2 separate regions of the Homo sapiens genome follow, and region 1 is linked to region 2. A link is a loop called in an ENCODE intact Hi-C map of the cell type or tissue named here. Cell type or tissue: HCT116. All regions are shown on one strand. Each heading gives the region's core, and the rest is flanking DNA. Links, peaks and the distances in the headings are about the cores only.

The links. A loop is a pair of places that touch in the nucleus more often than their neighbours do. Peaks named below come from ENCODE experiments on the same cell type or tissue, not always from the same donor. Only the 100,000 strongest peaks of a DNase experiment are listed, where the experiment ranks them.
Region 1: it touches region 2 in a loop (2.8-fold over the local background); 5 of 110 quality-filtered maps call a loop at or near these places.

What each region holds. Positions count from the first base shown.
Region 1 is chr1:94,705,149-94,721,458 of GRCh38, forward strand. All of the region lies in intron 2 of SLC44A3-AS1 (SLC44A3 antisense RNA 1), which reads right to left. Among named protein-coding and RNA genes, the nearest start is that of MIR378G, 33 kb to the right of the region's middle. RefSeq lists enhancers at 6,444-7,401, 15,265-15,554 and a silencer at 8,828-8,877. In HCT116, for the core only: no CTCF peak of the experiment used is centred there; a DNase peak (open chromatin) is centred at 8,783; H3K4me3 peaks cover 966 bases; H3K27ac peaks cover 878 bases.
Region 2 is chr1:94,597,745-94,614,054 of GRCh38, forward strand. All of the region lies in intron 1 of LOC105378861 (a long non-coding RNA gene), which reads left to right. Among named protein-coding and RNA genes, the nearest start is that of MIR12133, 62 kb to the left of the region's middle. RefSeq lists enhancers at 7,651-8,850, 10,766-11,266, 11,267-11,767. In HCT116, for the core only: no CTCF peak of the experiment used is centred there; a DNase peak (open chromatin) is centred at 8,167; H3K27ac peaks cover 3,040 bases.

The DNA.
Region 1 (16,310 bases), core at 4,979-12,978, 110 kb after region 2:
AAGTCTGCTTCCTGTCCCAAAGAAGCTTCCGGCACAATCGGGGGAGACAGACAAGCAGATCATTCCTATGGGTGTGCCTAGGGTGCTAGGATGGCACAGAAGAGAGGAATCCCGGTATAGTCTGGGAACATTGGGGTGGGCTCCCAAGTTATCAGACAGATGGGGAGATGGACAGGCAGGCAGATGACCACTACTGAGTTTTGTGCCAAACACCATGCTGAATATTATACACATCCTCTCACTGAGGCTTCTACAACTCCATAAGGCCAGTTTTATTCTTTCCAACTCACCTGAATCTGGGAGGACAAGTAGGATCGGGCAGGTAAGAGGAAGGGGAAAGGTGATCCCAGGTTCAGAGAACATCATGAACAGAAGCAGGGAAGTGTGCACACCGGGACTGTCTGGGGACCTGCAAGCACAAGTCATTTGTATTACTGGGGCAAAAACTTGACTGAGATCAAAATGGAAAAGGAACCAGAAGTAACCAAAAGAATCAACCCCAGAAGGTTTTGTTTGCCATGCCAAAAATGACAACGGTCTTCAGACCAGTCTCTATGGAAGCCTGGCATTCATGGGGCTAGGCCATGAGTTACTGCACATGTTTGGTGCTAATTTCATTAAAATGTGTTTCAGATAATATTGTAGCAGATGCTGTTTGTACCCTGCCCATACTTCCTGCTCCTTGACATTGCATTACACACTAGCCCACTTCAAACTGCCAGCCCTTGCATTGCTTTGACTGAGTTTTCTTTGACAGACAGAGTCCACTGTGCCTGACCACATGGCCGGTTGCCCACACCCCACAGCTCTCAGACAACGGAGTTGGTTATAAAATTCCAGCTCCATTTCCCCTTGGGAGAAATAACTCTGAGCCACAGGTCCTATGCTGGCTCTCAGAGCTCCCCAGTGGGGTTAGCTCTGGTTGTCCACAGCGGTAATTTACTTGATCAATTTTCCTCCACTGGCTACCTTCCCTTTCCCATCTTTTGTCCTCACCTTCCTGCAAGGTGTTTCCTGAGAGCACCTCTTAGATGAGCTGCTTGCATTTAAATCCTGTGTCAAAGTCTGTTCCTGGGGCAACCCAAGCTAAGACACACACACACACACACACACACACACACACACACACACAGAGGCATAGACTATCTCTGGTAGGATTCAAAGAAACTGATAAATGTGGTGTGGCGTCTGGGAAGAAAAACATTTCTTGGGAACAGGGCTGAGGGAGGAGACTTATTTGTCACAAAATATACTTTTTTTGTTGTTTTCACCTTTTGGCTTTTGCACCATTTCCATGAATTTTCTATTTAAAAAAATAAAATAACTTCCAAAGCTTGACCAGAGGCAATCAAAGAAAACCAATAAATCCTGTTAAAATTAAATAAATACTTTTTTAAAAGCTACCCAAAATATGTACTTTAAATCATTTAAAAAATCAACTGTGATTTTACAACAACATAGTCACATGCGCTTTGTATCAAAACATTGTAACATGTTGGAGACCACCAACGTATTAACTCATGTTGCCAGGAAAATTCTCTTTGAGATAGTCTGAAAAATTTATCTTTTCTGCTAGTTTCATTCATAACTTTGAATGTTTAACAGAGGTGTCACTGATTAGTAAGATTGTAGCTCTATATAGGTGATTTCTTAAAATCCAGGTCCATGCATGTCCTCTCAATTTGTACAAGCATACTACTATGGTAAACTGAGTCACACTCAACCAAATTCACACAGGCAAAACCTAGGTGATCACGATCCCTCCCACTGCATAATGGTGAGTTGTGCAGTCAGGATCATATCACACGAGCACCTGTCCTGAGGCTGGGTTGCTTTTGATTTGACTTTTACATTTAACACAGGGAGTAAAAGCACTTAGATATTGTTAATGATTCAACTTAGAATCAAATTTTCCTCCTACTCCACATTTAAGGTATTGGGTCTGTTTAATTGAGCGCATCCTGAGATTTCAAGGCAAGCTGTTTAAAAATTAAAAATAAAGTAAAGCAAAACAATTTTATGACTTACTTCTGTGAATTGAACTTTCTCAACATTGGACAATAGAAACAAATGCAGGAATAAATTGAATACCAAGGCTGACATAAAACTGCAACTGTACCCATGACCATGAATGTCAAATGTTTACACTTCTTAAAATACTCACATTGTTCAGAGTGACTGGCTTTATAACAATGTGTGCCTATAAAGTACATATCTACCAATAAGATAACTTTTCATCTGTTTCTTCTATTGGTTTTGAATATAACATTTATTTGAAAAACAAGTTACATTTCCAAATGTTTGTGATCTCTGACGTGGATGACGGTGACCAGGGCCAGCTCCTACGCGGGCGTGGGCGAGTGCTGTGGCCAGATGTGTGCGTTTGAGGCAGGCCACCCTGGCTGCTGTTGGAAAGGGAACTGGAGCCAGCCAGCCTCCACTCTAGGCAGACGACTGGAAGGTGCTGGGAGTCAGGCTAGAGATAAAGATTTGGCATCGCAAGCCTGGTGGGAGGTGGTTGACGTCTTGGGTGCTGAGGCTGGAGCCCAGGGCGAGTGTGAAGTAAGAGGAGGAGGTCAAGATGAAAGCCTGAGAAGCCATCTTCAGCCGCTCTTTCCACAGGCATCAGCATCAACCTCTTGACTACGGGACACCCCTGGAGGAGTGAGACTTTGGAATCAACATTCTTGAACACCCCATGAGACCTAAAAAAAACCCCTGCATATAGCAGCTGTTCTGTAAATGTTTCTAGACTGACTTATTTCTTCCAGACAGCAAGGGATTGTATTATAATGAGAATCTCATTTAAACAAATTCATCAAAATTCCTGTATTATAGCCAAACTTGTTTAAATGTCTCTACCTAGGTGGAATTAGCAGCTGGCATCTTTTTAAAAAAATTATCACAATTTTTAAAAAATATGCATACTCTGAATTTCAAGTCAAGGCTAAATTTTAAAAAAAGAAAAAGAGAGTGTGTGCACACACTGGGCACTTTTGAATGGCATATTTTCTCCCTAAAGAAGAAACAAAACAAGGGAGGAAGAGAGGAAGAGAGGGAAAGAAGGAAGGGAGGAGGGAAGAAAGGAAGGAAGGAAGGAAGGAAGGAAGGAAGGAAGGAAGGGAGGGAGGGAGGGAGGGAGGGAGGGAGGGAGGGAGGGAGGGAGGGAGGGAGGGAAAAAATGCATGGTTTGTAGTTAACCAGGCCCTTAGCAGACATCCTATAGAGAAAGTACATGATGAAACATGCCTAGCCTGAGTTTCCTACCTACTCTGAATTTCTTTCCCCTCTGCTGATATTTAATAACTGGGCTCAGAGGATAATTCCTTTTATTTCCTCTCCCTGTCTGCTCCACTCCCCCGCAAACTCCTTCCAGGTTTCTGAAGCAGAGTCTGGGCCTCCCTGAGTGGAACTCGCCCAGCCAGATTGAGAGAGAGTCTCACTGCTCATCTCCCTGGGGCCCCAGTGCCTTGAAGCTACTTCCTGAAGGACCATGTGGGGACCTGAGAGAGGACACTGAGCCTGCTTTCATATTAAATGTGTGCCTTGCCCTGTTAGTTTCTTTCCCTGGGTGGGAACAGAACCACCAAGAAGGGAGAAATGTCTTCCGTGGCGGGGTGATTCCCACCCTTCCCCTCTCAGGAGGAACTTCCCGGCCACCCCACTGTCCGCATTGTCCCTGAGGGCTGGAGGTTGACCAATGTGGGCCTGGGATGGGCCTTACTGTGGTCCCTCACCTCCTCCCTCTGTCCCCATGTCCATCTGTGCAAACTCTGGTTGAGATGACTGTCACAGGAAGTCTGGAGGGAGGAAAGAAGTCACAGAAGGGCAACATCGGAGGGGAAGGAGGGAGGGAAGGAGGCTCTGTGGTGGGTGGGACCCTCCCAGCACCGTCCTCAGGTCCAGGGCTCCACTAGAGGGAAGCGAAGGAACATAGGTTTCAGGGACCCTCGCTTGCCTTTCCAGAGCCCTGTGTCTAATTTCGTTTTTGTAACTTTACATTCTTAAGAAAGTGTCCGCAAATTCTGTAGGCTTCAAGGCCCCGAAACCAAATCCAGATGGTACCACTAGCTGACTTTGAGCCACTTTTCTCCTGCTGCCACCTCCCAGAACCACCCTCTACACATTCCTACATCCCTGGCTCACTCAGCTGCAGCCGCTGGCACAGGTCTCCTTGTTCTTTGGACATACCAGGCAGTGGCCAAGGCATTAGGGCCTTGGCATTGGCTGTTCCCTCTGCCTGGAAGGCTCTTCCCCCAGGTGAAGGCTTTTCCCACCTCCTTCATGCAAGTGGTGCTTTCTCAGTGAGGCCTGCCCTGAGCTCCCTAGTCAAGGTGGAATCCCCGGCTTCTTTGACCTTGTGTTGCCTTCTACCTGCTAAGTTCCCACATCAGTTATCATCTGCTAACACAATTCAAAATCTAGTTATTTACTGTTTTCTGTCCTCCTCCCACCACTAGAACTTAAGTTCCATGAAGGAAGGGAAATTCAAATCTGTTTTGTTTACTGACGCGTTCTGAGCACCTAGTACCTAGCAGTCACTCGGTTCATATTTGTCTGATAAATGCATGAAATTGCAGGTCCTAAGGCAAGGATACTGCCTGCTGCAGTTTGAGGACAGCTCTGGCCAATAAGCATCCAAATGAGAGAAAGAAAAATTGCTTCTCAGGGGCAACTGGCTTTGCAGGCTATCATGGGCCAAGGCCATGGACACCAGTGCATCCTCTCCCTGCCTGTCTGTCTCAGGATGCATCATTTGGCTCTGGGAATGTGCTGCCATCTAAGAACTTGCCAGAACTGCTGAGGCTGGGACAGGAGAGGGGCTGAAGCCTGCCCAGGCCGTGACTGTCTCACTGGTACTGGGGATCGTGGGACTTGTCATGTGTGGTGTCTAGTCCTGGAAAAGTGTAGCTAATTACTAACATAGCAAAGTGCTGAGTTAAAGAACAGAGATGTTTACTCAGAGCTGGTGCTAATTTCCTGCCTTTGCAGTGGCTGCTGGACTGGGAGGTGCACATCTGGCAGCACTTGCTGGCCTGACCCAAGGATGCAGAGCTAGAGCTCCAGAGGGTGATCATCTTGTGTCATTTGAGTCCCACAGGGACACGTCACTGATTGGCATTTTACCCTGGCGCCGAGAAGAGGGCGTGGAGGACACCAAGATGTCCATGGGATTGGCAACCCATAGTCAGCCAGCCAAGACCACCCCTGCAGACAATGCTGATGACATCATGACGATCCTAAGCTTTATATAGTAGTTCACAGTCACCAAAGCTCTTTGTCATACCCTATTTAATTTTATGGTCATCCAAACCTGTAAGAAAGACAGAGCAGGAATTGTCATCCCATTTTCCACAGGAAGAATGTGAGGTCTAAAGGTGAGGCTGTGTATCACAGAGCTAGCAAACGTCATGCTGGACTGGCTTCAGCACTAACAACTACACCCTGTCCTGTGTGCTCAGAGACATGGGCCCTTGACACCCCTGGGTTTAACACTTGCAGCTTCAACTATATCCTAGAAACCTCAAAGGCCCCTGAGTGTAGTGACTTATCCCTGCACTGTGGCTGAATTTGAATCCTCGTTCGATGAGGCCAGCTTGGGAGTCACATGGCTCACAGTGTACTTGGCTTGACATTTTTTAATCACCCTGTGGGCACCCTAACCCTCCTGTGACAATTTAAAAGCAAAACAAAAACAAAAAAAATTGTTTGCTTTTGAAAAATAGCCATCAGCTGCAAGTCAGCTAAAATCAAAGAGGCAATGGATGAGTGTGAATTTCATCATTAGGGGTGTAGTTGTCAATGAGACGTACTCGCGGCTGCCTTCTGATACACACTTGCCAAGTGTCAAATGTTTTGTTAGGTGCTTTACAAATGTTGAGTCTGGGTTGTCAAAGCCTGTGCTTTGAAATTCTACATCGTACTCTTCTCCTTGGAGATGCAACCTAGCAGCCTGTGTAGAGGCCTATATTTCTGAGCTCACATACCTTCAGACTCAGAAAGGTCTCAGAAAGTAACTTGTCTCTTTGTCTGTCTCTCTCTCTGTCTCTCCTTTACCATTGTCCTTCCTCTCTTCCCCCAGTAATTTTATAGCCTTCTTCTCCAATCTTCTCTTTCTTGGGCTGACCTGGAAACTCCAAATTTTTCTCTCTTCATCTTGCAGAATAATCCATTCATTCAACAAATAGTTTTCGGATGCCTATTTTATGCCAGGCCCTATGAGCCACTAGGGAAATGGCAGTGAACAAAACAGACGTGAATCCCTGCCTTCCTGAGGAGTCCATGCTAGTGGAGGACAAACAAACAAAAACAAGGTAAAGTCAGGCAGGATAAAGCAGTGAGGGAAATAAGACAAGAGGAAGGGGAATGGGGAGTGATGGGGCTCCCATTTGAGATGTGAGATCAGGGAAGGCCTTCCTGAAGAAAAGGTATTTGGGCAGAGGCCAGAGTCGAAGAGAGGAGAAAATCATGTCATCGTCAGAGGAGGAACATCCCTAGTGTGGGAATGAGCTAAGCCTAGAGTTGCAGAGTTAACAAACAGGAGGAGGAGGACGAGAAACAAGAGGAGATGAACAAGAAAAGGGATTGTTTAGTATATGTCGCATTCAACATTTGGAACACACTTGTCTTAGTCTAACCATGTGTGCTGCTGTAACACAAAACCACAGACTGGTTCCTCTATAAAGAACAGAAATTAGCTGGGATTGGTGTCCAGTGAGGGCCCAGTCTCTGCTTCCAAAATGGCACCTTGCTGCTGCGTCCTCTTCAGGGGAGGAACACTGTGTGTCACCGAACAGAAGAGCAGAAGGGCAAACCCACTCCCTCAAGCCCTTCTATAAGGCCCCAGTCCCATCCATGAGGGCTCCACCTTCATTACTTAATCACCTAAAGCAGGGTTCCCAAGCCCTGGACCACCAACCAATACAGGTTCATGTCCTGTTAGGAACCAGGCCACACAGCGGGAGGTGGGGGCAAGCGAGCAAGCGAAGCTTCATTTGTATTTATAGCCACTTCCCATCCCTCGCATTACGGCCTGAGCTCCACCCTCTGTCAGATCAGCAGCAGCATTAGATTCTCTATGGGACTAGGAACCCTACTGGAACTATGCATGCGAGGGATCTAGGTCGTGCTCTTCTTATGAGAATTTAACTAATGCCTATGATCTAGCATGGAACAGTTTCATCCCCAAACCATCCCCACCCCTCCAACCTGTTGAAAAATTGTCTTCCACAAAACTGGTCCCTGGTGCCAAAAAGCCTGGGGACCACTGACCTAAAGGACTCGCTCCTTAATGCTATTACATTAGAAATTAAGTTTCAACATGAATTGTGGAGGAGACACACATTCAAACCATAACAATACTTATACTAAAATAATTACATGTTGTTTATCTGAAATTCAAATTTAACTTGGAATCCCGTATTTTATCTGGCAACCCTAGATTTTGGCTTAAGGAGTGGAAAGGAGACCGATGTGGCCACAATGGAGGAAGCAAGGAGAAGATGGAGGGAGATGAGGTTGGGGAAATTTGGAGAGGAGAGGGTGGTTGACATTTCAAACACAGAGAAGCCATCTAGGTATGCTTCCAGCTCTTCCAGTGGAATTGTCTCCACCTGTCCAAGAGAGAAACCCATGCTGAGGGCTGTGAAAGAGGAAATAGGAAAGAACATAGCACAGGGAACTCAATCTAGACTGAGTCCTAAAGTGGTTCAAGTCTGCAGCATCCCTTCTTCGAACGAGGTAAGATTCTTTGGAAACCCTGGGGTATCAACTAGGTCTTGGCTCCTTCACCCAGCAGAGCAGCTGGGTCCTGAGCAGACAAACTGAGGGAGGTGGAGTGGGGGCATGACCTGGGAGCCCAGAGGTTAGATTATCTCAAGACAGGTAAGGTGGGGGGATAGAGTCAGCAAATTCTCAGGGATCCAGAATCCTTGGTGGCTGGCTGTGGGCATCCTGGGAGGGGACAGATCAGCCCAGGGAGTCAAGAATTTGCCATTGGCCAGGACAGTTTATTTGAGAATCTGAACTGGAAGCAAACCTTGGTGACAGATCTGAGCTGTAAGTATTAAGGTTGAAACAGAAAACACCCTTTGAGGTTAAGATGTATATAAACCATTGGGCCTCATGCTGGCCGACTTTGGGATCTGGGGAAAAGCAAGATAAACCTAGGTAGACATTTCAAGGAAATTCTGCTTTAGCCCCTGACGCCTACTTCATAGTAGATGTTTAGTCCCTGAGGATTAAATGAGATGATGTATGTAAATCACCACGCTTGGTACATTGGTAAGTATGACATTAAATGGTAAATGTCCCTTCTTCATTATACTGCTGTTCCCAAATCTGGGACCTGAAGGGAGCTTAAGACACCCCCTACCCCCTTGGCCTGCACACATATACACACACACACACACACAGACACACACACACATATATGAGAGAAACTGCATGGTTAGATCTGAGCACTACAACTGAATCTCTTCCCTTTCTTGTAGATAGTGAGCTGGTAAGATTAAAATGCCTGGCACATAGCAGCTGCCCAATAAATATTGCTATATAAGTAAAAAGGAAATAAGTGGCCTTATTCTCTCTGTTCTCCCAGAGTTCAATTTTTCACTTTCAACCCGACAAAAAAGGAAGTAGGGCTGCCCGAGTGGGGCTATGGAGAATCAGGAGCAAACTGCTCCCCGCCCTTCCCAGTTCAGGGGTGTTGCTTCATCGCCCGACTGACACGCAGGCCAGAGAAGCAGCTGACTCCCCGCAGAGCTGCTGCCTTATAAGGACATTGGCCAGGCCTGCCAGGTGTGTCATCCCAAAGCCCTGTGATGGCCCCAGTGAGTCAAGGCCAGGGTGGATTTAAAAAACTCAGAAAAGCCATATGGGCAGCAAGTGAGAGTTTTCTCACTTCCTTTCCTCCTCACATGTTTCCATATGTTTTAAATTATTATCCCATTTACCACTTACCTCTGCAATTGGGAAAACAGAGAATAGAGTTTTTGATTTAGAAAAGAGGTACTCATAAGCTATTACTCCAGTAGCAAAGGAAATTCTCTCTCTGATTTTCTGGTGGGTTGCTGGCGGGGAGTGAGCTGATGAAATGAAGAAAGTATAGCCTGCGGAGAAGTCCCCTTAAGAATGAATATGTGGTGGCCCCTCCAGGACAAGGCAGGATCCAGCAGCGTAGAGAGCTGCCTCCATCCCAGGGCAGTGCGGGGAGACCCAGTCTCCCTCTGCTGAGGGAGGACTTGATGCTCGCAAAGGCAAGCCAGCAATGGGCAGGGAGACTTGGAGAAAAGTGGTCCTTTTGAAAGATATGAAGGCCCAAGAAGGGGCAGTGGTACTGAACAGAAGTGGCATAGAATCATAGCCAAGAAATTGGGCTTTGAAATCTCACAGACCTGGATTTGAGCCCCAAATTTGCCAACTTTAGCTGGGTGAACTAGAGCAAGTTAGTTCTTTTTTTTTTTGAGACAGAGTCTTGCTCTGTTGCCCAGGCTGAAATGATCATAGCTCACTGCAGCCTCGACCTGAGTAGCTGGGACCATAGGCACACCCCACCATGCCCAGCTAATTCGTTTTTATTTTTTGTAGAGACGGGGTCTTTCTATGTTGCCCAGGCTGATCTTGAACTCCTGGGCTCAAGCGATCCTCTCACATTGGCTTTCCAAAGTGCTGAGATTACACCATGCCTGGCCTTCATCTTTGTAAATCTCCATGGCCTACTGTGTGAAGTATTTGTTCATTTAGGAAATACCTACAGAGCATTTCAATGCCTTGCTCACTTTAGCTCATCAGAGCAAACCAGTGAAGTAGATTCTATTATTATCTCCATTTTACAGGTGAGGAAAATAGGTGACTTGCCCAAGGCCACACAGCTAGTAACTAGGAGAACTGAAATTTGACCCCAGGCAGTCAGGCACCAGGGTCTGCAGTCCCAAGTTTAAACTATGCCAAGAGGCTATAATTGCACCTGCTTTGCCTGATGGAATTCTGGAGGACTAAGTGGACCAGGGCATGTAAAAAGCTCTTATCACAGTGCCTGAAACATGGTCAAACTCAGTGAATGCTACCTATTATCATTTGTCTGTTATTTGTGAGGATTGCCCAGAAGTGGATCCTGAGAGGAAGGGTCCTGTGCAAGTGACTTAGTAAAGACAAGCTCCCAAAGAAACGGGTCTGGTACGGGAATGGGGCAAGTCGGCAGGGGACTGAGAAGAAGCCAAGCAAGGGTGCAACTGCAGGCAAGGTCTCACAAGGGAGTGTGTGAGATTTCTGAGTTTGTCCCCATGGAGACAAGGGAGCTGGGCTTTGTGGCGTTAAACTGTTGGTCTCTGGCTAAGGGATGCCCTAAAAAGATGGAAACTTCCTGGCATGTCTGGGCTCTGCACCTGTGGGCAAAGCAGTGTAGTAACCAGATGGCAGTCTTCCAAAGAGAGTCACGGGTATGGGGCTGTTTGAAGCAAAAGCACCAAAAAGCACTGGCGGAGTTCACAGAAACAGCAAAAATAGATCCAAAGGCCTCTGAGGGAGCAGGAACTGAGCCCACCCAAGACCACCCCTTGCATCACTCAGACCAGCTCACATCTTCCATTCTGTGAACTTCATTCCGCCACTGCGCCTTCAAGAGGGTGGACACTCACAGTTTCTGGGGGAAAACTTAACAAGATAAGAGTTAGTGAGACAAGATACATCTCTTCTCACACAAGTTTATGTAAACCATTCACACAAGTTTCTACAAAAGAATATTAATTGTGCCAGACACAGTGGCTCATGCCTGTAATTCCAGCACTTTGGGAGGCCGAGGAAGGCCGATCACCTTAGGTCAGGAGTTCGAGACCAGCCTAGCCAACGTAGTGAAACTCTGTCGCTACTAAAAATACAAAAATTAGCTGGGCGTGGTGGCACGCCCCTGTAATCCCAGCTACTCAGGAGGCTGAGGTGGGAGAATCGCTTGAATCTGGGAGGTGGAGGTTGCAGTGAGCCAAGATCACACCACTGCACTTCAGCCTGGGTGGCAGAGTGAGACTCCATTTCAAAAAAAAAAGAATATAAAGAATATTAATTGCAACATTAATAATAGCTAAAATGCAAATAAGTCAAACTTATTTGATCTCTAGGGATCAAACTTAGATCTCTAGGGATTTGCTTTTTTCTTTTAACAATTGCATAATATTCTATGGTATGGCTGCATACCATGATTTATTCAACTAAGCCACTGATTTATTATTATTCATTTAACCAAGCCACTACTGATGAAAGTTTGACTTACTTGCATTTGAGCTATTATTAACAATGTTGCAATTAATATTCTTTTACATAAATTTGTGTGAGTGGTTAACATAAACCTTTGCAGTGGTCCCTTGGCTGTGGCTGATATTCATCATCTCCCTGCTCTGCCACTCTTTCTAGAATCCCTCCACTCCCAGCAAGTACTTCTGGCGGTGTAGGTGGCTTGCTTGATGAGGTGATGCAGACTTTTAGCCCTAAAGGGTTTATCTCCCACACTCTAAAAAACATGAATCCTAACAGGTATCCAGAGTTGTCGCCCCTTCCATCTTAACAGGTTCAGTCAACATAAAGTCACCAATATGGTGGACAAAGTACACTGTACTTTCAGTTTCCTAAGAAAGGAAAAAGATGAAATTCCATTAGCCATAGTCAAATGAGCACGCCATCAATACCAAGAAAAACTGTAAACTCGTATTAATTAACCTGTTGTGATTTGGTTAAAAAGAAACCATTAACCAACAGGAGCCAGAGAGGGTTCTCTAAGAACAAGTCAGGCCTAGGGCACATTGAGGATGAGCAAAAGAGAAATTGTAAATCAGTTTATTTTGGTCTTGGTAACAAGTGAAAAAGAATGGTTGAGAGAAATGTAGGTGGAAGAGATAAAAAGGAATGGATAAAGTGTCTATTATTTGTAGATTCCTTTTATACAAACAATTCTTTTCCACTGATAGTTGAAAACTGAGCGTAGTTTTTTCCTGTCTGCTGGGTGGAAATAGATTGTGAAATGTTGTCTTGTGGTTTCTAAAGAGTAAGTAGAAAACTGCATTAAAAATGCAGCACTAATCCATGCGATGTGAGACCTGCCATCAGGAGCTAAACCACCAAGCCAAGGTCCCTCAGAAATTACCTGTGTGGCAGCCAGTTTCTCACATGCTAGCAGAGGAAAGTCTCTCAAATTGCCCTTTAATAAGCAAGAAGAAAAACTGTCTCCCAGATTGGCAGTATTTATTGTTTTTGCTATTACTATAAATATAATATCTGCTTGTAAAATCTCCAAAATATGAAGTAGAATGTGGAAGTCCCTAATAAGTCTAACTTGATCCAGTGACAATATGGTGATAAAACTGTTAGTGGTCTGATATATATATATACATTTTTTCACCTCTTTTGTAGAATAAAAGAATGAAAGGAAGGATGGATGAGCAGATGGATAAAATGCTTTACAATCTGCCTCTTTCACTTAATATATTGCGGACATCTTTCCTTGTAAAAACATAAATCTCTTGGGATTTGCTTTTTTTTCTTTTAACAATTGCATAATATTCCATCATATGGCTGCACCATGATTTTTTTTAACCAAACCAATACTGATGAAAGTTCAAATTATTTGCATTTTAACTATTTTGACAGTGTTGCAATTAATATATATATATATTTTGAGACAGACTTTCACTCTTGTTGTCCAGGCTGGGGTGCAATGGCGTGATCTCGGCTCACTGCAACCACCTCTGCCTCCCAAGTAGCTGGGATTACAGGCATCCACCACCATGCCCGGCTAATTTTGTTATTTTTCGTAGAGACAGCATTTCTCCATGTTGGTCAGGCTGGTCTCGAACTCCCGCCCTCAGGTGATCCGCCCGCCTTGGCCTCCCAAAGTGCTGGCATGAGCCACCGTGCCTGGCCTGCAATTAATATTCTTTTACATAAACGTGGTGTCTTTATCTGATTATTCCTGTAGGACAAATCTCTGCAAGTTCCAGGAATTGCTGGGTCAGAGATCAACCAAATTCTAAATTTGGAATTATTATTGCTTAATGGCCCTCAAAAGGGTCTACAAATTTACACTCTCACCAATGGTACATCAGAGTACCTGTTTCGCCACAACCTGCAGCTTTTATTGTTTACATGGGAGACAAGGAAGAATCCAATGTCTTTGGTCAATTTTTTCATAGGGAATTTGTCTTTTTCTTATTGGTTAATAAGAACAGATTGCTTATTAAGGACATTAATCCTTGGTAATATCAGGGAATATTTTCAGAACAAGCCATTTTAATGAAATAAATGCTCCTAATGGGAGAAAAGGTATAATATTGTGATGTAATAATTTCACATTCATATACAGAGAACCTCCTCAGCCCACCCTGTGCATAGCATGCATAGCAGATATGTGCTGCATAGAACACACATAGAAGATAGACAGATGAACCAAATTGATGATTGTTTAAAGAAAGAGATAAACTAATAAATAAATGCCATATAGTGCAAACTATTATAAGGGAGTTTCAGGCAAGGTTCAGTGCGGGACTAACAGGGGAACAGTCAGCTCTGGCCAGGAAGGGTGGGAAAGGCTCTGTATTTTTCCCTGGTGATCGTCTGTGGGTATCTTAGGTGGTTTGTCTTCTTGCTGATTTGTGAGAGGTTGTTCTGATGCACTAGAATGAGAAACAGCATGCTGAATTCTGTTGGGATGTTCTGAATTTGAGAATACGGTAGAGCGGGATGGTGGGAGGGATGGTAATTCCCATCAAACACCTTCACCTCTCCCATCCCCTGATCTTGTCAGATAATACACATCTCTAGAGGGGGAGTCCCATGAAACCCACGCATGGAGCCCAGTAGAGTGATAAGCAGGTGCAACCTGAAAATGAGGAGTGTAGGCTAAATCCCCAAAGCAATTGGCAGTCTTCGATGAGTTTTAAGTGGTGTTGGCGATGGGGGCTGCACTTCCTATTTGTGTCATAGAAGCCCTCTAGCTGCTTTGTGGAGGGGTTGTAGGAAAGCAACTCTGGAAGGCAGACCTATGTGAGGGCTGCTGGAGGACAAAGATGCTTGGGCCAGAACCAAGGTACCACACAGATTGGAAAGACATAGGGTGGGAACTGCTGACTGTTTGGACACCGGGGATGGTGAGCATGAGTGATGGTGCCATTCCCTGAGTTAGGAGGTGTAGAAGGAGAAGCAGGTTTGGGGAGTTTAGTGGAGAAGTAGGTACCTGTGGGGCTACTAGTGAAGATGCCCAGAGGGCAGCCACATACATGGATTCAGAACTTATAAGTCAGTTCTCAACTGGACCTTTGGAGGGAGAGTCAGCAGCCTGTTCCTGAACATTGAAACCTTGGAAATGGATGCTATTGCCCCTTGCAGGGTTAGGATGAGCAACAGGGCTGGCACAGAACCCTAGGGAACACCAACAGGGCAAGACAGAGGATGGAAGACCAAGACTACTGGGACAAACGCCAACTCTCTACAGGCTCTGAGATGCCACAAGAGTAAGGCAAAAACAACCTAAGACTCACTCTTTAGTTCATCTAGCAAACCCAAGCTGAAAATTTAAAATACACTCGAGATTTCAATGCTGGTTTAAACTGGCTAGAGTATGGAGTCCAGCAGTTCTTTTCCCTGGTATCATAGCTGCAAACCCATCCAAACTGTGCTCTGCTCCCAACCAGTTCTTTAGGATTGAAGGAATTCAGCTTCAGCATATGAGGCGTCTCTATCCCCTGATTCACAAAGTGACTTTTCCACAATCCCAACTAATTCTGTTTCCCTGAGCTGTGCTTCACCAATATACATCTTCTTCTTTCCCTGCAGCCCTGTGGAAAAAACGTTTCAACATAAGGAAGTGTATAATGTGGAGGAAAAAACCATCATGCCCTCTAAGGGTTCATGGTCTCATTGAAATGTGGCACATCCGCCAGCTTCCCAGGGCTCCCGGGCTGGGTGTTGGGGTGGACTGGGAGTCAGATGGTGATGATGTGCCCAAGTGCATCTGACTCTTGCCTAACAGAGGAGCAATTTTTAGCAAATGTTAAGGAGGATTTGCTCTCCCTTTAGGATGATCAATTTTTCCACTAGGCAAGACTCATTCAATTGCCTTTCCAGAACCCTTACACTCTAGTCTGAATCACACATTGGGAAATTAATAATTCACTATCTTGTGCCACCAGTCATGTCCTCAAGTGGATTCTAAATTCCTTGAGGAGCCAGAGGCCATGATGTTACTTCTCCTGGATCTCCCAAGTGCCCACAACTGGGCTACATCCATGGGAGACCCTTGATGAAGTGAAGTTGATCAGGGAATGCAGAGCACTCAGGCCCACATACCTCGGCCTTGGGGAGCATCTAGTGCAACCCCTTACAGATAGGGAAACTGAAAGCCACAGGGGTGCAGCAGCGTGTGCAGTCACACAGCCCATTGATGACAGAGCTGTTACACAAGGAAGTGAGGAGAAGCAGCAGGGTGACAGACCAAGAGTGTGGCCTTTGCCAGGCCTCCTTCACTTACTGGCCATGTGAGCGTGGGCTCCTTACCACACCTCCTCCACTTCCCCTGTTATAAAGCAGAAATCATACGTGAACTTCAGGCTGGGTGCAGTGGGTGGCCCATGCCTGTAATCCCAGCACCTTGGGAAGCCAAGGCAGGCAGATCGCTTGAGCCCAGGAGTTCAAGACCAGCGTGGGCAACACAGCAAAACCCCATCTCTCCAAAAAAATACAAAAATTAGCTGGGCGTGGTGGCATGCACCTGTAGTCCCAGCTACTCAGGAGGCTGAGGCAGGAGGACTATTGGAGCCCAGGGAGGTCAAGGCTGTAGAGGGCCGTGATCACACCACTGCACCCTAGCGGCAGAATGAGACCCTGTCTCAAAATAAAAGTGAACCTCAGCTGAGGGCATTATGAAGACCAAATGGGCAGACCCATAGAAAGCTCGTGGCACAAGGCCTAGAGTAGAATAAGTGTTCAATGAACATCAGCAAAAGGGAAATACATAACTCCAAAAGAAAAACACATAATTTCATTGAAGTGTTTGCCACCTCCAAGTATTTAGTATGAATTTATTAAATAACTTGACATTTTCAACTCAACTCTACTCATATAGAGAATGCAGCTGGGAGTCGGGCACTTTGAGTTTCCTAAGCGCAGGACTGTTCCTTTCCAAGCAAGAGGTCCACACGGCTCCGAACACTGTCTAGGCTGTACTCTAACATTATTGTCAGCACGATTGCCTGCAACAGTCAGGTCTAGCAGTCAGAGCTGGAAATACCCTGCTCAGATGAAGTAATGCAACCAGAGGGCAGAAGGGA
Region 2 (16,310 bases), core at 4,693-12,692:
AGGCAGCAATGTGGTCAAAGGCATGGATTCCAGGGCTGGCCAGACCTAGATTTGAATCCCAGCACTGCTGCTGATGAGCTGTGTAATCTTGGGAAAGTACTTCACTCCCTGGAATCTCAGGTTCTGCCTCAGCAAAATGAGGGTATTGCTCACCTCACATTGCACAGTCATAGTAATGAGGTAAGATCTTCCGTGTAAAGTGACTGTATGGTCCAGCGTGTGGCAAGCTCTCCATGAGTAACAGCTGTTGCTATTTCAGCTCCACCAGATGCTGTGTCTTATAGTGAACCAGGAGAGAATTTTGGAGAGAACACGCATGATAAAGCCCCCTGGGAAAAGTCACAGCAAAATCTCTCAAACCTGAGCTGGAAAAGAAAAGAGTTAGAAAAAAGGTATTTACTAATCACATCCCAGGTGTCCAGCTGTAACTTTACGAGTCTTTTATTTATTTATTTATTTTTACTTTTATTTTTTATTGAGATAAGATCTCACTGTGTCACCCAGGCTGGAGTACAGTGGCAGTCTTGGCTCACTGCAGCCTCAAATTCCCAGGCTCAGGTGATCCTCCCACCTCAGCATCCTGAGAAGCTGGAACCACAGGTGTGTGCCACCATGCCTGGCTAATTATTGTATTTTTTGTAGAGTTTTTCCATGTTGTCCAGGCTGGTTTCAAACTCCTAGGCTCAAGCGATTCACCCGCTTTGGCCTCCCAAAGTGCTGGAATTGAGCCACCACACCTGTGTGTCAAGCTATAATTTTAGGAGTCTTTGTAAAGAGATTTTTCATTTAACGTTTGGAGTAACTCCATGACATTGGAAATTTCATAGAAAGAAATCAGAGCTCAGGAATGTTTCTTTTTGGTTTAGGTTTGGATGCCTATGGCAGAAAAACCTAAAGTAATAATGACTAAAATAGGATAGAACTATATTTCCCTTTCATATGAAAGAAGTTTGTCAATAGACAATTCAGAGCTTATACAATTTTATGTAGTGGAAGGACATGAGCCCTTTTTGTCTTGTTGCTCTCAGCCTTAGCGTCTACCTTTTTTTTTTCTTTTTTTGAGACAGGGTCGTGCTCTGTCGCCAGGCTGCAGTGGCACGTGGCACGTGCAGTGGCACGATCTCGGCTCACCACAACCTCCGCCTGTCAGGTTCAAGTGATTCTCCTGCCTCAGCCTTCCGAGTAGCTAGTACTACAGGCGCACACCACCATGCCTAGTTAATTTTTTTGTATTTTTAGTAGAGACGAGATTTCACCATGTTGGTTAGGATGGTCTTGATCTCCTGACCTCATGATCTGCCAGCCTCAGCCTCCCAAAGTGCTGGGATTACAAGTGTGAGCCACCGTGCCCGGCCTTTAGCTTCTACTTTATGGTCTGATTCCCGCAATCCCCTCCATGTTCCAGCCAGCAGGCAAGAAGAAGGAACAAAAAAAGAGTGCACTCGCTTTTTTCAAGAACACCTCCTGAAAGTCGAATACATTGCTTTCACTTATAACTCATCAGCTAAAACTTAGTCACATGGCTAGACCTAGTTGCAAGGGAGGTTGGGAAATGTAGTGTTTATTGTGGGAGGTCATTTACCCCACTAAAAATCCGGGCTTCTGATACGAAGGAAGTAAAGAATGGCTTTGGGACCAAACAACCAGCAATTTCTGCTTTTGGTGTGAAATAGCGTGCCCAGAGTTTCTCAGTTGTGCCCTGTCTGCAGAAGACACTGCATACCCCAGAGGCAAGTAGTAAGGACAGGGTGGGGGGCCGGAAGGGTGGGAGCTTAGCATAATGTCCACCCTCAAATTTGGGAGGTGGCTGTAGGGTTCCCGGCTGGCTCTCCTGCAATTCCAGTTACTTTGCCAGGAGCCTGGAGGACTCAGCTAACTGCCTGAATCTTCACTGCCACCTGGCTTTAGCCAGTGGTCACTGGTACTGAAGCCTGTTGCAGCCTGCAAGCCGGAGCGGAGAGGAAAAATTTCAAAGTCAGTGTTGAAATCATCAGGAGGAGTAAAAAGTAGAGCCATTTTTATTTCTTTCCAGGTCCCTGACCTCAGTTTCTCTTTGAGAGTGGTGGATTTGTGGTTCAGCTAATATTTAGTGAGCATCTACTTTATGCAAGACCCCAGATAGGCCCGAGGCAATACAGACTTGAGTGGACAGGGTCCTACTTTCAGGATCATAGATGTGTACACAGATAACTCTACGGCAAGGCCCCGGAAAAGGTAAAGTGAGGTGGGCAATCAGCCTAGGGGGTTGGGGGAACATTCAGGAAACAGAAGGCATTTGAGCTTGGCTTGGAGGAGCAGTTGGAATAGTGATTAGAGTAACTTGGGGAAATGGTCAAAGGGCACCCCAAAGAAAGAAAAGAAGAGCAGAAAGGGCCTGAGAAAAAGTAATTAACGTAGAACCATTGGAGTTTATGGAGGCTGTGTGGTGTGTGTGTGTAGTGTGTATGTGCATGTTTTTAGAATGGACATGGGCATGGAGATGGGGTGGAATGAGATGAGAGAAAAAACTGGGAAAGTAGTTTGAAGTAGCTCGCAGCAGGCTGTACATGCTAGAATAAGAACCCCAGGCTTTATTATGTAGAAAGGAGAAAGTCATCAAAAAATTTTGAAAGGGGGTAACATAATAGGCTTCCCTTTCTGTCATATATATATATATATATATATACATATTTTTTTTAATATAAAGCAGCAGACATTCTCTAAGAGGGCCAAACACCAACACAAGTCACAATAGAGAGGGCTTATTATCGGCATTTTCAGTTTTCCATTTACAGACATTCTATAGTTAGATGATGACAAATTTCCATGGGAAAAGCTCAAAGTGTGGAATGAGCATAGTTCTGTTCCCATCTGAATAGGTTGTCACTAGCCAAGGTCACTGGGGAGGAGGCTCTAGAGACTTGTCCAGATACAGCTTCTCTCTCTGTGGGTTAGACTTAGCCTGACTCCCCAGGAGCAGGGCAGCCTCACCTGAATGGTAGCTGAGCAGGGCACTGAGCAGGGAGGGACAAGAGCTTCCTCTGCCCAAGCCCAGGGCACCTGGAAAGCCAGCCTCCTCTCCTGGAGGAAAGGAGGAGATTGAGAGGGTGACCCGGGGTGGTGGACAACTGCATCCCTCATGTTCTCTGCCACTTCCACCTACACTGTTGCAGTGTCTGAGAAACTTATCAGAACAAGTTCTCCTGTCCATTAAATAGCATTTAATCCTCCGAGGAGCCTTAAGAATTGGGAATATGCTACATTTTACTCTGGAAAATATGTTTAGTTTTTTGGTACTCACTGAAAACCTGGTGCATGGGAGACTGAAAAAAATAAAATGATGTTTTATGCACATGAAAGCAGCAAGTTATGTCAGTTACTTCATCTGTTACCAAGGATTTGGGAATTTTAGAGGCTCACTGGGTAAAAGCAGACTTTATTTTCATTTCCTAGACTGAAACAATATAGGGTTGTGAGAAGTTTAACTGTAATTTTTTTGTCATTGTTTAAAGCTGCAACTTTGAACATTGTGCTGAAACTTAGATCTGAGAGATCAGCAGATCTATATAGTAGCATCTGATTTGTCAGGGATCATCAGGGGATGAGGCATTTCAGAGAAATAAAATATTCCAGTATTTAAATCATATCTCTTGAGGGTCTTAATGTTTGTGTTAATCATTTTTTGATGTAAGAGTTTCCCAAATCTCCAGCTAACCCACTGCCTTGTGAAACAAGAATGCAGTATCAGATCCCATTTGCCCTGCTGATTTAAGAGCATTTGTATGAAAGCCAGTTATCAGATCATTCTGATGCACTGCCCTCTGAGGCTACCAAAACTTGTTGGGTGTTTACCCCTGTCTTCAGCGGACCCATTTGTCATCATCCTATAATTCTGTTAGCCATAAGTACCCCCAGTATATTTTCCTGGGCAAGAATGTGGTATTTCTGTCTGGTGTTGGCATTAGAGGATCTCCATCCGAGTGACAGTTGGGTTTGTTTAGGCTTGCTTTGATTAGCCTTGCTTGCTTGTAATGTGAAGTCCAAAGATCAGAATTCAAGTTCCATTTCTTTCTCTTCTCCTTGTATGATCTTGGACAAGTTATCAGCCCCTCTATACCTGGGTTTGCCCGCTAACAAAAATGGTCATAATAATACCCAGCCCAGGGCTGAGAATGAAGCTGTATCATAAATACAATGTGTTATACAAATGGTAGTTCATTTCACTACAAAATACCTGCTCATGCCCAACTTCACCTTAGGCATATAATTGATCAGGAGTGAGTTGTTGAGAGCACTTCTGAGTTTTAAATAACATGGAGAGGGGCTGTTTATTGAAGGGATAACTGTGGCAGATGCAGCAGGAAGGCTCTAAGGGGAAAGCGTCTCCCCTAAATTTCCTATTATGCAACTTAGTGTCCAGAACACTGTGGTGGTTGAGAATCAGGGTTCAGCAGAATATGCAAATTGCCTTTCCTTTCATCAGGACACAAAGAAAGAAATGAGCCCCCAAAATATCTCTCAGAAGTGACATGGGTTTATCATTTCCATTATCCTTGACACTTTTCAGGGGTTAAATGTCTCTGGCTAGGCGCATGTTATTATTTGAGTATTACTAGCCCTTTAAGAGCCTCGACACTTCTGGAAAGCAGCCCGTGGAGCTGCTTCAGCACCGAGTGGGTCTGAGCTACAAGAGGGTGACCGCTAATCCTAATTCTAACCCCAACCTGAATTTATGAGGTCCTGCTGGTACGCAGAGGGAGGACTGGAGGGACCAGTCAGGTTGGCCAGCTGGCCCAGTGGTATAGGGAGCCGTTGGATTGGGGTTTGTCACATAAACTGGGACCCTGCCCAAAGCCGAGACGTCGTAAGATTCCCCTGTTTTGCACAACCCTGTGGTAGTAGCCACATCCTTATTGTGTAAACTCAGGTTTAACCACAGAACAACCAGCTTATGCCTTGTTAGATGAGGAGGAGCTTAACCCACTGAAGAGTACTTTCTTTTAATAAGGAGAGACAACTTCAAAAAAAATTGTTTTAGGGGCCCCCAAAATTTCAGATGAGGACACTATGAAGATTTTGAGTCTTGCAAGCTGTGTGATTAAAATGATCAAGTGATTAAAATGCTGTTTTAATGCTATTATAAAATGGTATTTTAGTTTGGACACATCCTTAGAAAGACTCCTTCCGCAGAAAAACTGACGCAGCAATTTGTAGAGGGAACTCACAGGTGTTCCATGAACTGAATCACTACATGGGGGATTTTTAAAAGCTGGATTGGGGGAGCAGTGGATGGTAGAATGAATCCTTTATCTTGAAGATATAGCAAAAGTAAATACAAATTATACAGCTTGTAAGATTAATGCTTTTGAATCATAAAAAATAAACACAAAATTCTTGTGGCTTAGTTGCATAAAGATAAGCAATTCAAAGTCCATATCTTTAATGATAGCCTTTTTTCTGTCGTAAGTAAAGACTGCATCAAGGAATTAATGCAAACACATTTCTGCCTACCATCCTTATATTTCTCCTTTCTTGCTAAAATTACCTACTTCACAGGATGTGAGAATTAAATGAGATATGTGTCACTTTGTTTAGCACCAAAGAAACACTAAATAAGTATTGTCAAGTTGAAATCTGAATAGTGCTTTTCTTCTTCTCCCTGTCTTCCTTCTCCTTTTCCCATCCTCACCTGCTTTCTTGGTGCTTACTGAGAACTGACTGTGTCCCCTGGACTGGGGCAGAGGTGGCCCTGCTCTCCAGGAGCTTTGCTTATTCACTTACTCAACCAGTATTTATTGAACTCCAACTTGTACCAGTCTGTCTTCCAGCCCTGAAGACTCAGTGTTGAGGATGAAAAAGTCCCTGTTTACATCCAAGGGTTAATACACCAATACATTAATCAATCCATAGTATAACCTTGAGTACTATTAAGCGCTACAAAGAAAGACAAAGAAGGCTAAAGGGATGGAGAATGGTGGAAGTGAGTTGGAGGCTATTTTACATGGATACATCAAGAAAGCCTCTCTGGAGAAAGTGGCATTTGGGCAGAGTCCTGAATGAGGTGAGGAGGTGGCCCATGAGAGGATCCAGGCAGAGGATGAGGCAGGGGCACAGGAAACAGCATGTGCAAAGGCCCTGAGGTGAGCACAAGCTTGGCATGGTCTCAGGAAAACAAAAAGATCAGAAGGGTATGGTCTCAGGAAAACAAAAATATAGTGAGCTGGGAGAAGGTTGTCACACAGGAGCCTGGAGGCATGGGGTGAGGAGAAGATCACATAGGGCCTCATGGGGCATGCTATGAAGTTTGTTCAGATTGTATTCCAGGATTGATGGGAAGCTATTGGAGAGTTTTGAGTCCTTATATTGTTTATGTGCTTTAAAAGGATCACTTTAGCCACTGGAGAATACAGAAGAGCAAGAGCAGAGGCCCCAACCAGGGGGCTAGTATAGGGACGGAGAGGCAGTATAACACAGTGGGGAAGCCTCCAGGGCCAGACTGCCAGGGTTTGAAGCATGTCTGCCATTGATGAGCAGCATGAGCATGGACAAGTTAAATAACTCACCTGCACTTCACTTCTCTCATCTATAAAATGGAGATGTAATAGGGTTACCACATTGTACAACTCCAGAATCTCCCCCTGGAGTCCGACGAGTGCAGCGTGCACAGTGCCACTCAGAGCTGTGCAATGCAGCGGTCTCCATCATGAGTCCTACCTTGTTGTGTTACCATGAAGATTAAGGCATAACACACATGTAAAGTGTGTAGAACAATGCCTGGTACCCAAGAATATCTCAAAAATATCTGTTATTATTCGTAGCTGAGGTGAGAGATGATGGTAAGTGGATTAAAGTCGTTACAGTGGGGGTGTTGAAAAGTGATAAAATTTGAAATGAAATTTGAAGAAAGAGCTTGTGCTGGTTCCCAGGGCACAACCACTAATGATGATGGAATTCAGAAGCACATCCTTGCCAGGACTTCTAGGTGGGTTTCTTAGTATGATTCTATTTTGGAGCTGAATTTCTCAGAATCTTCCCCACCAGGATGTTTTCCACCTAAAACAATGAGTGGATGTAGTACATATTTTATAGAGTGATTATGAGATTTAAACAGGATCTTGCATGTAAATACCCTAACTTAGTGCCTAGTACATTGTAAGTTTCAATGACCGTTAGCTATCATCGTCATCATCATCTGAGCAGCTCAATGTTTCTGCTTAATGCAGGCACATACCTACAACTCCACAGAAGAGAGATAGCAGCAGTTTTCCCCTCTTGTGAGGAGAGCTAAAGAGAACAGAAGCATTTGGGAATTAAGGTCCTGAGGCCATAGTGTCCCTAAAGGAGGCCTGTTGTTGTGCCCTCAGACACCCTCCATGGCCCTCAAAAGGCCTGGATAAGAACCAGCCCAACCAGGAAGAGAAGCACCGGAACCTAAATAAAGACATAGGATTCAAAAGGCATGATTCACCTTTATTTCATTGGGTTTACCACTTACAGAGCCCAAGTCAACCATGTAAAGCTATGAAATTTATGTTCTATTCCTTTTCCTGACCCGCTTGGCCCTAATGAACCTCAAACACAAATACTGGAGGTGGCAAGGGGACCTCGGCAGGCCCAAGAGCTGCAGATACCCAACTCCTCCCAGGCCCTCCTCAACACCACCCCGCTCTGCTCTGCCCCACTGATGCCAGGTCCTGGTATCATTGCTGTCTGACTACTCACACACCATGAGGTAGCGTCCCTGCTTTTTTTTTTTTTTTTTTCCTGAGACAGAGTCTCGCTCTGTCACCCAGGCTGGAGTGCAGTGGCGCGATCTCGGCTCACTGCAAGCTCCGCCTCCTGGGTTCATGCTATTCTCCTGCCTCAGCCTCCCGAGTAGCTGGGACTACAGGTGCCCACCACCACACTCGGCTAATTTTTTTTGTATTTTTAGCAGAGACAGGGTTTCTCATGTTAGCCAGGATGGTCTTGATCTCCTGACCTCGTGATCCACCCGCCTCGGCCTCCCAAAGTGCTGGGATTACAGGCGTGAGCCACCGAGCCCGGCCGGCAACCCTGTTTTATTTGTTCTTGGATGTATGAACCATATAATTCCTTCTTCAAAAGTCATAAAGGCGAGACTCCAGCCAACAATTCCACATAAAAAGAGAGCGCCATTTTCTCGCTCTCAGGCTTGGTAATGATTCCTGCTGTGAGGCAGTCATTACGGAAATGACTCAGTCTTTCTCTCCTGTGTTAATAAGATTTTACTGTCTTTGGTCCTGACTCAAACTGGCTGAGAGCAATGTGGGGATCACAGAAGCTGTACCAGAGTGTGTCACTATGTAACTTTTCTTAACTTACCAAAATACCATGTGGATAGGAGCCATTCCAGCCCATCGCCTTGCTTCCGAGTTGGCTGTAGTCTTAGCCGGGTTCACACAATGGGCATCTGCTAATCTCTTTCCTTACCTGCCAGGAAGTTGAGGCCAAAGTTCTGTTTTCTCTCTAAAGGCTAATCAAGCTGTAAAGACGGTTAGTGGGCTGAGCTCAAAATAAGGCACCTGAGCTCTCTTTGCATCTCTAACATCCACAACACTAAGCTTCTTCCTGGGGTCCCAGTGTGATAACTGACCCAGGCCCAGATGGCAAACGAAAGCTATTAGGGTGACTGTGGAAACTTCTGTGTCTTCTTCTTGGTTGAAATTATCCTTCTGGAGCACATCTGGAGATCCTGGCCATTTAGAAGCCATCCAGGAGCCATTCATTTATTTGACAGACATTATTGATCACCTACAATCCAATGCCAAACAGCACTAGGCATTGAGTACAGAAAGACAAAAGGCACAGCTTCTAATGTCAGGGACCTCAAGGTGTCATGTAGGGGACTGATGAGAAAGTGAACAATGTGAGTCATATGGTTAGTGCTATAAAATATTCTGGGTGCTACAGAGGCGTTCAAGGAGTACTGACCACACTGGTGGTCAAGAAAGATTTCCTAAAGGAAGACACACTTAGATGACCTGAAGGGTGCACCGGCGCCCTCTAATCAGAGAAAGGCGAGGAAGGAAGCAGAGGGACATTTCTAAAGAGAGAGGGAACAGCACATGCAACAAAGCTGGCTAGCTGTGACCACTAACATCCATTTCCTCCTTCCTGGTCAAATAGCTAGGTGATACCTCCCAGCCTCCCTTTCAGTTGAGGATGCTACGAGACTGCATTCTGGCCAATGGGAGGTGTGCAGAGACACTGGGTGTTCTGGCCTACAAGATCCTCTCGTGTGTTCTCTGTGTGCTTCCCTACCTCAGCTAATTGGGAACAGATAGAAATCAGATCACAAAGGGCTTGTGTGCTGCCTGAAGGAACTCCATGTTACGGTGCTGGTAAGAAGCAAATGAGCACAACAAAGTGACCATACTTAGTGTTTAGAAAAATGGAGGTGGCAGGATATTAGGGACAGGTTAAACTTTACCTGAGCTTAAGAAATCCCCTACCTTTTTGTTTTCCAAAACACCCCCATCCTTTTGTGTTCCATGGCAAAATCTCAAAGGACCATCCTGCCCTCCAATATTTCAAGTAAGACCTGCCTCCATCCTTTCTAGAGATTCCTGTGAGATTCCTTTGTTCACCTGCCTGTGTAAAGCCCCGGGGCCCCTTCCTTTTCTTTGAGACATTCTCCTTTCATGAACATTCTCCCTATTGCAATACCCTGAATAAAACCATCTCCTTGATGGTCTGGTGCATTTGGTCTTTCACATGAGCACTGGATGAGGAGTCAAATCTTCTAAGTGAAATTCTGCTTCTACTTGAGAGTAGACTTCCACCTTGCTTTATTTTGCTTTGTTTTGTTTCGAGACAAGGTCTTGCTCTATCAGCCAGGCTGGAGTGCAGTTTTGTGATCATGACTCATTGAAGCCTCAGGCTCAGGTGATCCTCCCACCTCAGCCTCCTGAGTAGCTGGAACTACAGGCACGTACCACCATGCCTGGCTAATACTTTTTTTTTTTTTAATTTTCATAGAGACAGGGTCTCGCTATGTTGCCCAGGATGATCTTGAACTCTTGGGCCCAAGTAATTCACCCGTCTTGTCCTCCCAAAGTGCTAGGATTACAGGACGTTGACTCCCAACATCCTTGGCCTCTGCTTTATTTTTCTTCAACACATCTTATTGCATATTATTTATCATCAGTCCTCCATTAGAATATAAACTCCTTGAGGAATGGGCTTGCCTTCTTGACCACTGCATGTCCAGGGCCTAGCACAACTCCTGGCATGTAGCAGGTGCTCAATTATTAGGACAAATCATGGCTTGGTGACCTGATCCCAGACCGCCTGAGCTTTCTACCACCCTCCCTCGGCACCTCTGACCTTTCTTGCTCTCCATTGTTTCTCTCCCTCTTTCTCTGTGTTCCTGTCTGTCTCTTTTGCTCTAATCTCTCTCTGCCTGCCTCTCCCCCTTCCTCTTTGTGGATCTCTTTCTTAATCCCTCCCTTCTTGTTTTCCCCCGTCTCCTCCTTGGGCCTTGGGCCTGCAGTTCCCTCTTAGCCCTTCAGCTCTTACTTTTCAGCCAGGTTGTTTATCGGGAGGATATGGACCCAGGTGACAGAGCACCAGCTGTGGAATAAGGAATGACCCAACCCCATCTGTGTTTGTATCTGTTGAGTCATACAACTTTAGCACCTTCGGACATTCGTCTGCTCACAGGCTCCTTGAAAGTTAAAGATTTACCCAGAACTGGCCAAGTCCATGTTTTGGTAACAATCAACAAAGTGATCTATAAGCCTTGCTCCAAGCAGATTGCTGAGTGCTGAGAAGGAAAAAAGAACCCGGGTGAGAGGCCCCTGCCTTTCAGGAGCTTCCAGTCTAGTTAGCCAAGGAGGTGAGGCCCACACACAGTCTTACAGGAAACAGAGAACAAAGACAGGTAGAATTTGGGGTGTAGGCTGTGTAAACCAATGGGTCTGGAAAGGACCGGCCATTGCTAACTTTGGAACTTCGAGACACGTGGTCTGTGTGTGAATGATGAAGCAGGGATCAGGGCTTCGACTGCAGACAGGAAAGCAAGAAGTGAGGGTCAGTGAGTTGCAGTGTTCTGCTGGTAACTGCAAGGCTCTTTCGGCCACTGTGGCCCAAGCTTGCCTGAGGGGCCTCCTCTCTTATCAAGGCCCCACACTGTGTCCTTCTCATCCCATCATCGAACTGAGTTAAGGTGCAGGACTCGGTGAATGGAGATTTCCTCAGAACACAGAGTTAGAGCTGATGAGCTGGGCAGCCAGGTGTGGCTGCACAGAGGCGCATAAGCAGTTGTGTCCTGGAGCTGCAGGCCTGATCTAAGTTTCTTCATGTGGAGACTGCATCTCAGTGTATCTGGAGTGAACTCTCCCTCTGGTTTCTTAATAGCTATCCGCTGAATTGATTGAGATAGTAGGAAATTGTCTGAAAATCTTAATGAATAAACCCTGCAGTATGGCTGATGCCTTTTCCTCTGCAGGCTCAGAAAGTTGCCCACAGGAAAGTACAGCTCTGAGACACAGTGGGAGGTGGGTGGCCAGGTTGAGCTGAGAGCAGAAAACAGAAGGTGGTGACTTCGTGCTGGTTGTGGAAACTCCAGGCTGATGGCGATCCATCCAGTGTGAAACTTGTTTATACTGACACAAAGCTGAAGAGCACTTGGCATTCCTTTAGTTACTGCTTTTATAAACAGAGGGGCCTGAAACTTCCTGGGAAATGCTGGGAGCATCGTACGGCCTCCTAAGGTGGCTCTTTGTGGTTCTATAACTCTGGGGAGGCAGGGGAGGGAACGCATACTTTCCTGAGCCCTGGCTCATTTATAAATGTGGCGGGTGAGGTGGCAGAAATGAGTAAACTGAGTAAATGTTCCTCCCAGAGGATGATTCTTGGAGCAAAAAGGGATTTGAGGGTGGAAGGAAGCGATTAGCAGAAAGGGGTGTGGGGGTGCGCACGGGGCATCTCCCAAGTTCCTTCAGGAGGCGAGCTCTCATCTTACAGTCTTGTTGACTCCTGTCCTTGCTCCCATCTAACCTTGCCCAAAATACACACCAAAAACCAAATCCCCCCAGGAAGGCCGGTTCGTTTAGTCACCCCTTCCTTATCGCTGACGGTCTCCTTGCTCACATTTCACTCCCATTGCTGACTCAGGTTTGTCTTAAAAACTGCAGTTTTTGCACCTTGGGAAGATAATTTTATAACCCCACACCTGCTCTCTAGGTCTGGTCTGTGTGCTGTTAGAGTTGGTGTGTCTATGTCAGAGATACCAACAACATTTGAAGCCATAGTTCATGGCCTGGGTTAATGGATATTTAGGGCAAAGGCCCCAGTTCCACATTCGGATCTCCCTCCCCCACCAATTAGTATATTTAGGAAATATTTAAATGGCAACTCAGCAATGATCAACTCGATTTACTTCTGTTTCTTTATTTTAAAAAATAGGATTATCCAGGTTCCACATTTCAGTATTAAGATGCCTTAAGTTATTGAAATTTCAATTGTAATAAAGTAATAAAATGAGTCCTGGAGGCACGGGAGTGAAAAGGGGCTAATATCTCTAATATTTGTTAACCATTCACCTGCTCTGCCAGGCATCATGGGTGCTTTGCACATGACTTCTTAATCCACCTAGAAATGAGGTGTCAAGAAAGTGTGATTTACTCTCATTTCAGTTGAAGGAAGTACGGCTAAGTGGCATGTGCAAGTTCACACAGCCAATAGAAAATGCAATCGGGACCAGAAGCCACATTTGCAGGACTTCAAAGCCAAGGTTCTTCCTACCACAAAACCAGGATGCCCTCCTCTGCCACTGGAGTCTGCTGGACCAACCAGCAGCACAGGCAATGGCTATTGCTTTTGGTTATAGCATCAACGCAATCTATCTAAGTTGTGTTTTTGTTTTTTTGTTTTTTTTTTTTTGAGAGGGAGTCTCACTCTGTTGCCCAGGCTGGAGTGCAGTGGTGCGATCTTGGCTCACTGCAATCTCCACCTCCCAGGTTCAAGCGATTTTCCTGCCTCAGCCTCTGCAACAGCTGGGACTACAAGCGCGTGCCACCACGTCGGGCTAAATTTTTTTTTTTTTTTTTGTATTTTTAGTAGAGACAAAGTTTCACCATGTTGGCCAGGCTGGTCTCAAATTCCTGACCTCGTGATCTGCCCACCTCAGCCTCCCAAAGTGCTGGGATTACAGGTGTGAGCCACCATGCCTGGCCCAATCTATCTAAGTTTTTCTGTGGAAAAGTAGAATTATCTGCTGAATAATAAAACACCTTTTAGATAAAATTGCATTATGGTTTTCAAACTTCTTGAATCCATATTATTTATTTCTTACCACAATCCTATAGATATCATTATTAGGGATTATGGTGAGCACCTGCTCACCATATTTTTACCAGCCCAGCATCCACTTCTTTTTCTTATGGCACCAACAGATCACTGCCCTTAGAGGATCACTCTTCCTCCATCCTCAGTCCATGTGATTTGCCTAGGGCTGACCCCAGTGACTGGCTCTAGGAGTCTAGACCCAAACCCGACCAATGAGGGCACTGATCTCTGATTGGTTTAGGGGTGAGCATGGCCATGTTGACCAACAAAGGAAATGAGCATCAGCTCCCGACCTTTTGCAGAAACAATAAGACATTGGAGCTTTCCTCCTGGTGGTGGTGCAAAGCTGGCAGGAAGTGCTGGTCGCTGTCTTTGCCTAACTTGGGGAGAGCTGGTCTGAGAATGGAGGTAAATCCAGAGGAGAGCTGAGCTAAAGAGAGGGAGGAGACAGGTCCCCGATGACATTGTCTGGCACCCAAATACAGCAGTGCTCAAAGTCCAGTCTCTCCTGGACTTCTTAGCTCATTAAACTAAGAAAATTTGCCTTTGTTTAAGCTGGTTAGAGTTGAATTTCTGTCACTTTGTTTTATATTATTCAAATTATTGCTCTCTACTGGCAAGGGAAATTTGGTTGAGATCACTGTTTTTCTTCACAAATATATAAATTTGGAAAGGACACTTTGTTTCTTATAAACGGTTACAGCCTGCAAGGTGGCCATCTGCAGGCTGGGAAGTGTAGCCTCTGGCAAAGACCGAAGACAGGCACTTTGAAGGAGGAAGGTTTGGACAGGAATTTAAGCTGAATGGGTTGGCCAAGTACACATATTCAACAGGTTATAAGAGGAGCCATGAATATTCATGAAGGCGGTCCTGACGCATGCATATTGAACAAGCATGCATGTAACATACAACCCGTGTTCACCTAGGGGTGAAGACTTAACATTTAAATGTGTTACAATTAGGCCTTTAATGTCAAAGGTCTTTTTAGGATGCAAAGGCACTCAAATGTGCATCCTCTGTAAACTGGCCAGAGTCAGTCAATGGTTGGTGGTCTTCTTATCAGGAGAAAGTTACTGAAATCAGTCTCTTGTCCAATCAAAGCTGTAGTGATGGCTTGTGGAACAGGGGGTCAGTTAGTGCATGGCAGTGGCTGCAAATTGTTTTACTATTGCTTATCTCGAGGCCAGTGCTTGTTTAACTGCTAGAGAAAAAGGTAAACCTTGTGGCAGAGAACACAGTTTATTCTTTAGGTGTAGAGGTGAGTGACTCAACCCTTGTCTGGCATGGCTCTAGGTCCTGTTTATAATTTAGTATTTTATTGCCACAAAGAGTCTGTTCTGTCAGTCTTATGAGCTCAATTTTAACATTAATGCTGCTCAGTTCTTTCTAACCCATAAAAGGGAGGGGGCATAATGAGGCGTATCTGATCTCCTGTCAAGGCTCAGTTTTTAACATTTTCTGAGGCCTCCTTGGACAAGAGGGAGTCCATTCCGTCAGTTGGGGAACTTAGGATTTTATTTTTAGTTTATAGTTTCATCTTTCCCAACCTTCTTGGCCATTTATGAGTTGTGGATTCTGGGGATACAAGAAGCAGCCAGTCCCAGAGATGTTTCTTATTTTGTCATAGGGTGGTGGAGTGGGTTGCTGATAACACAAGGCATTATGAGCTAAAGTTGAAATCCACTTTCACTTTCCCTGCCTTCTCAATTTTTCTCTCATTTGAAAGGGTGTCAGAGAGCCAGAGAAACTGAAAGAATTAGGAAGAAGAGGGGAGAGGTGGTGTTTGGGGACACTGTTGGAAGGGAGACAGGACCTGCATGTGCAATGCACATTAGGCAATATTAAATGTGACTCTAGGCATTTGGTGAGAGGTCAGAAATGAAAATGCAGTTTTAGGCAACCTAGATAAAAGTGAGAGGTGAAAGGTCAAGTTTCAGGAGTCTATGTGTTAGAGTCATGTGAACCAGAGCAACTCCATCTTAAATAAGAGCTGGGTAAAATGAGGCTGAAAACTACTGGGCTGCATTCTCAGATGGTTAAGGCATTCTAAGTCACAGGATGAGATAGGAGGTCAGCGCAAAATAGAAGTCATAAAGACCTTGCTGTTAAAACAGGTCACAGTAAACGAGCCGGCCAAAACCCACCGAAACCAAAATGGCGACGAGAGTGACCTCTGGTCGTCCTCACTGCTGCACTCCCACCAGCGCCATGACAGTTTGCAAATGCCATGGCAACATCAGGAAGGTACCCTATATGGTCTAAAAAGGGGAGGCATAAATAATCCACCCCTTGTTTAGCATATCATCAAAAAATAACCATAAAAATGGGCAACCAGCAGCCCTTGGGGCTGCTCTGTCTATGGAGTAGCCATTCTTTTATTCCTTTGCTTTTGTAATAAACTTGCTTTCATTTTGCACTGCGGACTCACCCTGAATTCTTTCTTGCGTGAGATCCAAGAACCCTCTCTTGGGATCTGGATCGGGACCCCTTTCCTGTAACATATGCAAGGAAAGAAATGCAGAGGAATGGAACTGAGCCATGGAACAGACATTTGGGGTTGGGCAGGAGGAGTTAGCAGAGAGATCTGCATAGCTCTTATCCTACTTAGCACTAGTGCTGTTCAAGGTAGAACTCACAGCATAAGAATTCACTCTGAAACATAGAATAGGGTGTCTTTAGGTATATACGTATACATCAATATTCAGAAAATGCAGACTCTTAAGATTATAAAATCTGCTGTTCTTCCATAATTTATTCATTTCTTTTGCAGTTGAAGAAAATGTGTTTAGGGCAAGTTACCGTTGGCATGTTTGACCATAATAAATAGTTTGAGTTTTTAAAATAATTTCAGAATGTCTAAGAATTAAATATTTTTTCTGTGTACTTTAGTATATGTGAAATTTAGGGTCAAAACATCACAAAACGCCCTCCAAATGACAAGACCAAAATATTATTTTAGATCAGAGCCTTGTCAACCTTTAGTGTACACTACAGTCTTTTGATTATTTTGAGAAGTCTGT